Regions from separate parts of the Homo sapiens genome. Here region 2 is linked to region 1. The links are chromatin contacts, found by Hi-C or POLR2A ChIA-PET in ENCODE. All regions are on one chromosome and are shown on one strand. The core of a region is the stretch at or near the end of the contact, and the rest is flanking DNA. Distances in the headings are between cores, read along the strand shown. Region 1 overlaps LOC105373640 (a long non-coding RNA gene). Region 2 has its middle 220 kb from the start of NXPH2.

Evidence for each region. A loop is a pair of places that touch in the nucleus more often than their neighbours do. ChIA-PET counts read pairs that join two places held with the same protein, here RNA polymerase II (POLR2A). Pooled maps may share reads with other maps.
Region 2: a map of PC-3 shows a loop between it and region 1 (6-fold over the local background). The contact joins two enhancer-like sites. A Hi-C loop is called at or near these places in 1 of 168 maps with a recorded cell type or tissue (PC-3) and 1 of 50 pooled maps. POLR2A ChIA-PET finds 5 or more read pairs at or near these places in 2 of 52 experiments (OCI-LY7 and WTC11).

What each region holds. Positions count from the first base shown.
Region 1 is chr2:138,948,327-138,951,254 of GRCh38, reverse strand. All of the region lies in intron 2 of LOC105373640 (a long non-coding RNA gene), which reads right to left. Among named protein-coding and RNA genes, the nearest start is that of NXPH2, 170 kb to the right of the region's middle. Within about 2 kb of position 1,599, at least 4 of the 41 ENCODE cell types and tissues checked have a DNase peak (open chromatin) inside an H3K27ac peak, as active enhancers do; they include PC-3, where a contact is called at or near this core.
Region 2 is chr2:138,996,685-138,999,665 of GRCh38, reverse strand. No RefSeq gene overlaps it. Among named protein-coding and RNA genes, the nearest start is that of NXPH2, 220 kb to the right of the region's middle. Within about 2 kb of position 1,650, at least 2 of the 41 ENCODE cell types and tissues checked have a DNase peak (open chromatin) inside an H3K27ac peak, as active enhancers do; they include PC-3, where a contact is called at or near this core.

The DNA of each region.
Region 1 (2,928 bases), core at 350-2,849:
AAGTGTAAGTCACAATTCCACGTTCTTACATACAGAGCTGCCAGGGAAATATTCTTCAAACACATACATGGGAAGTCATTTCACATTTCAAAACTTTTCTGTGGTTACTACTAAAAAGCAAATTCAGTGTAACATTGAACATCTTTTGTAATTTAGCTCCCTTTATTCTAATTTTATCAAATTATCCTCCCTATTAGGTATTTTGGAAACCAATGGAAACATTCTCCTCACTGTTTTTTAAATATCTAATGTGAATCCCAATCTCTGTTATTTTGCTTACCCTATTTGTTTTGCCTGAAATGTTCAACACTCTCAATTACCACACTTTTATTAAGCATGTTCTATATGCCAGGCACGTGGTAATAACTGCAGGAGATGCACATATTACTGGAAAACAACAACAAAAAAGTGCCTTTTCTTCAAATTTCTAATAGTCTAGTTTCATGAACAAGTACATACACAATTAATTATAATAAGTAGTACAGAAAATTATAGTAAAATAAACATAGTTTCTTCTATGTCTAGCTTAGTTATATGCATGCATCTGACTCGGCTCAAGTCCCAGCTTCTCTAAGAAGTCATTGATCTCAGTCCAGAGTAATCTCCTTTTCCAGCTGCACTTTGCAGTACATTTGTTCTAGAGAACTCATAAACTCATGTAACCCTTAATATAAACAAGCGTAACTTTTTATATTTCAAATATATGGGCTATATATCTTTTCCAAATTTTATCTTTTTAAAGTACAGAGATTTTATTCTGTGTCTCTTAATTTCTCTAGAGCTCATATATCACTTGCTCTTTCATTTGGCCATTAATTTATTTGTTATTCATTCATTTAGTTGTTTCTATGAGCACAGCATTGTGCCAGGTCCTGGCTGGAGGAGAAAGGACGGAAAATCCAATGATAACTAAGACACAGTTTTTAACCTTAGCAAACTTGTAATACAGCAGGGGGGATGGATCAGAAAAACACCATAATACAAGATGATCTTTAATAAGTACAGAAATAGACAGTCGAGAGGTACCTTTGAAGGCAAGCCTTGAAGGACAAGTAGGAGGTCAACAGATGCAGAGATGGATCAGGGAAGAAATGGATAGCATTCTCCACAGAAGAAAGATAATGGATAACAAAGTGGATGCAGAAAACTTTGAGATATGCTCAGAGAGCAACTAACGTTTTACTTTAATGTGAATAGCAATAGGAAACTGAAAGAGGCTATGCAAGGCTTAACATAGAAAGATAATGCTGGTCCAGATGATGAAGAGATGTGGGAATTCGAGCTTTAATCAGCTGACTTTTAATTGGGGGATAAGGTAAAGAGAGGATGAGCAAAGGTTTCAGCCAGGAAGTAACCTGATGGAAATTTTGGTTAAAATGACTAAGCCAGAGGAGTGGCACACAGCTAGAACTGGAATGGAGAGTAACCACCAATGGAAAGGCATTTAAGAGGCTGCTGCAGGAAGTTAAGTGGAGGAAAAAAGAAACTTATTTAGCTCTCTGACCAAGTCCCCTTTGATACCTGAAACATAGATGACATGTATTACTTTTCACATAGCCCAGAGGCAAAGCTACAGAAAGAGAGGAAGAGGTGTGGACATTGGATTTGATGACTCAACACGGATAACAAAGGGAGAGAGAATCCACAATGAATTCCATCTCTTATCAGTTGTGAAATCTTCCTGCACCAAAATATTTCCCCCCGTCCACTCTCTCTATTCGTAAGATTATACAATTTGCTCTTTCTTCTTTGCCTTCTTTATTCTGTTAACTCTCTTTTTCTTGTTCTCTGGATATTACATAAAAGTCTCATGTAATTGCCCTTTTCACATATTATTCAGCTGAGGATCATATTGCTTAATCATTCTAAGCTATATTCTCAAGTAAAACCTTCTTAGGAATAGACAGGAACATAATGTAGAGCACAGCAAGGGAATATTCTGCTCCCAACAGTGATGACAAAGAAGCTACACAGCAAAGGGAAACTTTTATGTAAAGACCCAGAAAACAAAAGGTTGATAAGAAGAACAGTGATTTCAATGAAAAGATCACCAGAGGTCTGAATCCCCAGCACATACAGTTGTCTTTATTCTTTGATCTTCCCTGGCTCTGAAATTCTGGCTTAAGCTACAGTCCATGACAGCCCCAGGACATAGGGATTTGATAGCTTCCAATTCCATTACAGTTTTTTCTCAGATCAATAAAGTGACCTTAAAGGAAACACACTTTCCAGTGTTTCCATTTCCTTGTAAACAAAATGGGAATAATACCAAGTTTCCATACTTGAAGCATGAGAACAAAGTCCTCTGAGGATATGAGGTGCTGAATAACAAATAGGATGGAATATGTAATTCAATCAGTCATGCCTCAGCACTGGCTGTGCCCATTTATTATTACTGTTCAATTTCTAAAGTGATGGTGAAATGGAATTTTCACTAATTTTTCAAGAACTTGAATCTTATTCTTATAATCTTGAGCTTTATGTTGCTGATATATTGCAGATATAATTTTTGTGTGCTCCAAGAGGCTTTCTGCTCACAGGGCATTGCTGTAAGTTGTGGATAATTTATTTTCCCCTGCTATTATATTGTGTAAATTACCGTGTTGGCAATATTTTAGCCTCTCATACTTTGAATCAATGCCCAGAATAATTCTAACAAGATTTTGATTCTCTGGAAGCAACCTCAAGGAAGAAAGCCCTTCAAAATGCCTACATATTCATTTAAACTTCAGCTGGGAAAAACATCTCCTCCAGGTCAAGTATAAGGTGAATCCAAAGGGTAAGTGATACTTATCTCAGCTCCCTGCTAATATCTATATCCTCCTTTGCTGCCAGAAATAATCACAGGGACTTGCCAGTTGAAGACACATTCCTAGACCTTTCTACCTCAGGATGTAAGTTCTAGAAGTGGAATCCAATTTGAGGTCT
Region 2 (2,981 bases), core at 401-2,900, 48 kb before region 1:
CCTCTACTGTCATCAAGTCACAGAGCATCTCCCCTAATATCACTAATGATCTATGTATTTGTCAAATTCAACAGGTTGTTTTCTCCATTTCTTAACCTCTTGGTGCCATTTGGCCTGGTTTTTTATTTTATAATCTTGAGATAACACAATTTTATTCTGATTTTCCTTCCATGTGTCTTTCTGTATTCTTTTTCTCACATAGCCCTTAAATGTTGATATTTCTTACTATTTCATCATTAGCTCTCTGCTCTTTTAACTTTACGTACATTTCTGGGTCACAGCTATATTTTCATAGGTTGTTAACTCTACAAATTTTTTTCTAACTTATATCTCAACTTCTAACTAGGTATCTTCAATTGGAGACATCTGAATATTTCTAAAACTTTCTTACCCATTGAAAGCTCATCTTCCTTTCTCTCTATTCCCTCTTTTTTAATAAGTAAGAGAATGGAAAAAGTATCGCCACACATTTTTCTCTAGACAGCAATATGGCCATTACTATAGATTCTTCATCTTCCTCACATTCACATTTATCCATTGATATCAATATTTTCTACCTATCCTTGTTTCTGTCCCTTCTCCAGTTAATTATCTTCACGATGCCAATCATGTACATTGAAACAAGTCACTTCTTATCTTTAGATCCTTCAGTGGATCACCTTATATTTGCAGAAACAAGTCCAAACTCCTTGCCATTTCATAAAAGGCCCTTCAGAATGAGGCACCCACCCACTTTGCAAGGTAAATACTACCAAGTTCTCCCACAGGTACCCTAAAATTCGAATCAAACGAGTTATTTGAAGGCTCCTGACAATAGCATGATCTCCTATGCCTCTGAGTTTAAATATTCTTTCTTGCTGGTGGACCATTTTAAACCCCTTTCTTATCTGTGTCTTCTCCAGTACTCAGCTCAAGGTCAATCACCTCATGGGAGTATATTTTGATGTCCATTCCCCCCGCCCCTCCTCCCGCAATTTGGTCCTCTCTTGTCACCTTCTAGCATTAGAGTTTCTCACAATCATCCTCATAGCAGTTATTAAAAGTCCTTTTATGAATCCCCACTTCTGAGATCCTCAAAGCTGGTTTAGTTGCTATTCTTGTTCAAGACCTGGTTATCTATCTCTTTCTTTGAATGTATGAGCTACTTGGTTTCCTTGCAATAAATTTAACTTTGTATAAGATAGGTGAATAGCTGAAGCTGTGTAGTATGACTGCACGAATGCACTAATGTTGTTAGTTATTCAACCTCTTTAAGGTTTAATTATGAGGTAATTAGCCCAGCTCCTGGGACACAGTCACTGCCCAGTAGGTGAGATCCCTGACCTTCTCTAGGCAGAGCACTTAGTGTACTAATCACATTGCATCTCATTATAGATTCCATTGCCTGCTTCCTTCCCTGTACTCTGAGCTCCTAGTTTCTAATGATACTTGTTAAATAGCACATACTTAGTAAATGTTTGATGAGGAAAAAAAAATACTTGGTGTTCATGTGTTTTTGCCTCTCCTGAATCTATATCCCTCTCTTGAAAACTTTCTAAATTATCTTTGGAAAATCATCTCTCTCTGATTCTTAGTAAATGTGGCTTGATGACACACTTCATGCCCCAGAGATGAGTAATGAATGGGTTAAGCTTACCAAGTATCTTATTTCCCTGGTTGCAATGATTGACTCATAGAGCAACACGTAACTGAAATAAAGCTAATAAGACGCAAGGAGACATTTATCACAAAATCCTGGGATAATTTGCTTCCATAATGCTATAATTCCTCCCTGGCTATAGTACTGTAAAATGTGAAATTTGGAATTCAAAATTTATTTTGTTAACATCAACCAAGGTATCCAAAACTGTTAGGAGTACTTGAGACCAGGCAAAGAGCTGAAGAGAAATGGGGCTATTTCTGAAATCTTTAGTCCTCTGAGATCAAGTCTCCTTTAAATCATGACAATGTATTAACTTTTCAGTTATATGAGCTGATGGATTTTTTTGTCATTTAAACCACATTGAATTTTTTTCCTCTTATTTGCAACATAAAGAGTTGTAACAGATATGTTATTTCAATCAATTTACTAGCTCTGTGTTTTCTGGCAAAAAACATTTTCACTAGTCATGTCTCTAGCTTCAGCAAATCATTAAACTCTGAGTCTGCGTTTCTGCACTAATTTCTTCACTGGCCTATATCTGACTTATACACATAACACTTGAGTAAAAACTCACTCCATTATATTGATATTTAGAGGCACGTTGCTTCTTTCATATGGTGTTACTTTAATGTACTTTTTTCTTCTCTTTACAGGATCATTATTTCTAGAGATGAAAGGTTTCTTGGAGATTATCTTATTCAATTAAGTCATTTAGTATACAAGAAAACTGAAGCCCAAAAGGTTAAGCAATTTTTCCAAAGCCATGCAAAATACATCGGTTAAAATAAACTCTATGACCATATTTACACTAACTAATCAGTTGTTTGGCTTCATTAAACTGGTCATTTCTCACAAACAACTAATTTATTTTCTCTATATGCATACAAAGATCATGACATATATTCTATCCAGGTGTGATGGTTAATACCGACTGTCAACTTGATTGGATTGATGGATACAAAGTATTGATCCTGGGTGTGTCTGTGAGGGTGTTGCCAAATGAAATAAACATTTGAGTCAGTGGGCTCCAGAAAGCAGACCCACCGTTAATCTGGTGGGCACAATCTGATCAGCCACCAGTGAATATAAAGCAGGCAGAAAAATGTGAAAAGGGACAGACTGGCCTAGCCTCCCAGCCTACACCTTTCTCCTGTGCTGGATGCTTCCTTCCCTGGAACATCAGACTCAAAAGTCCTTCAGTTTTGGGACTTGGACTGGCTCTCCTTGCTCCTCAGCTTGCAGACAGCCTATTATGGGACGTTGTGATCATGTAAGTTAATAGTTAATAAACTCATATATATATATATATATATATATATATATATATATATATATATAT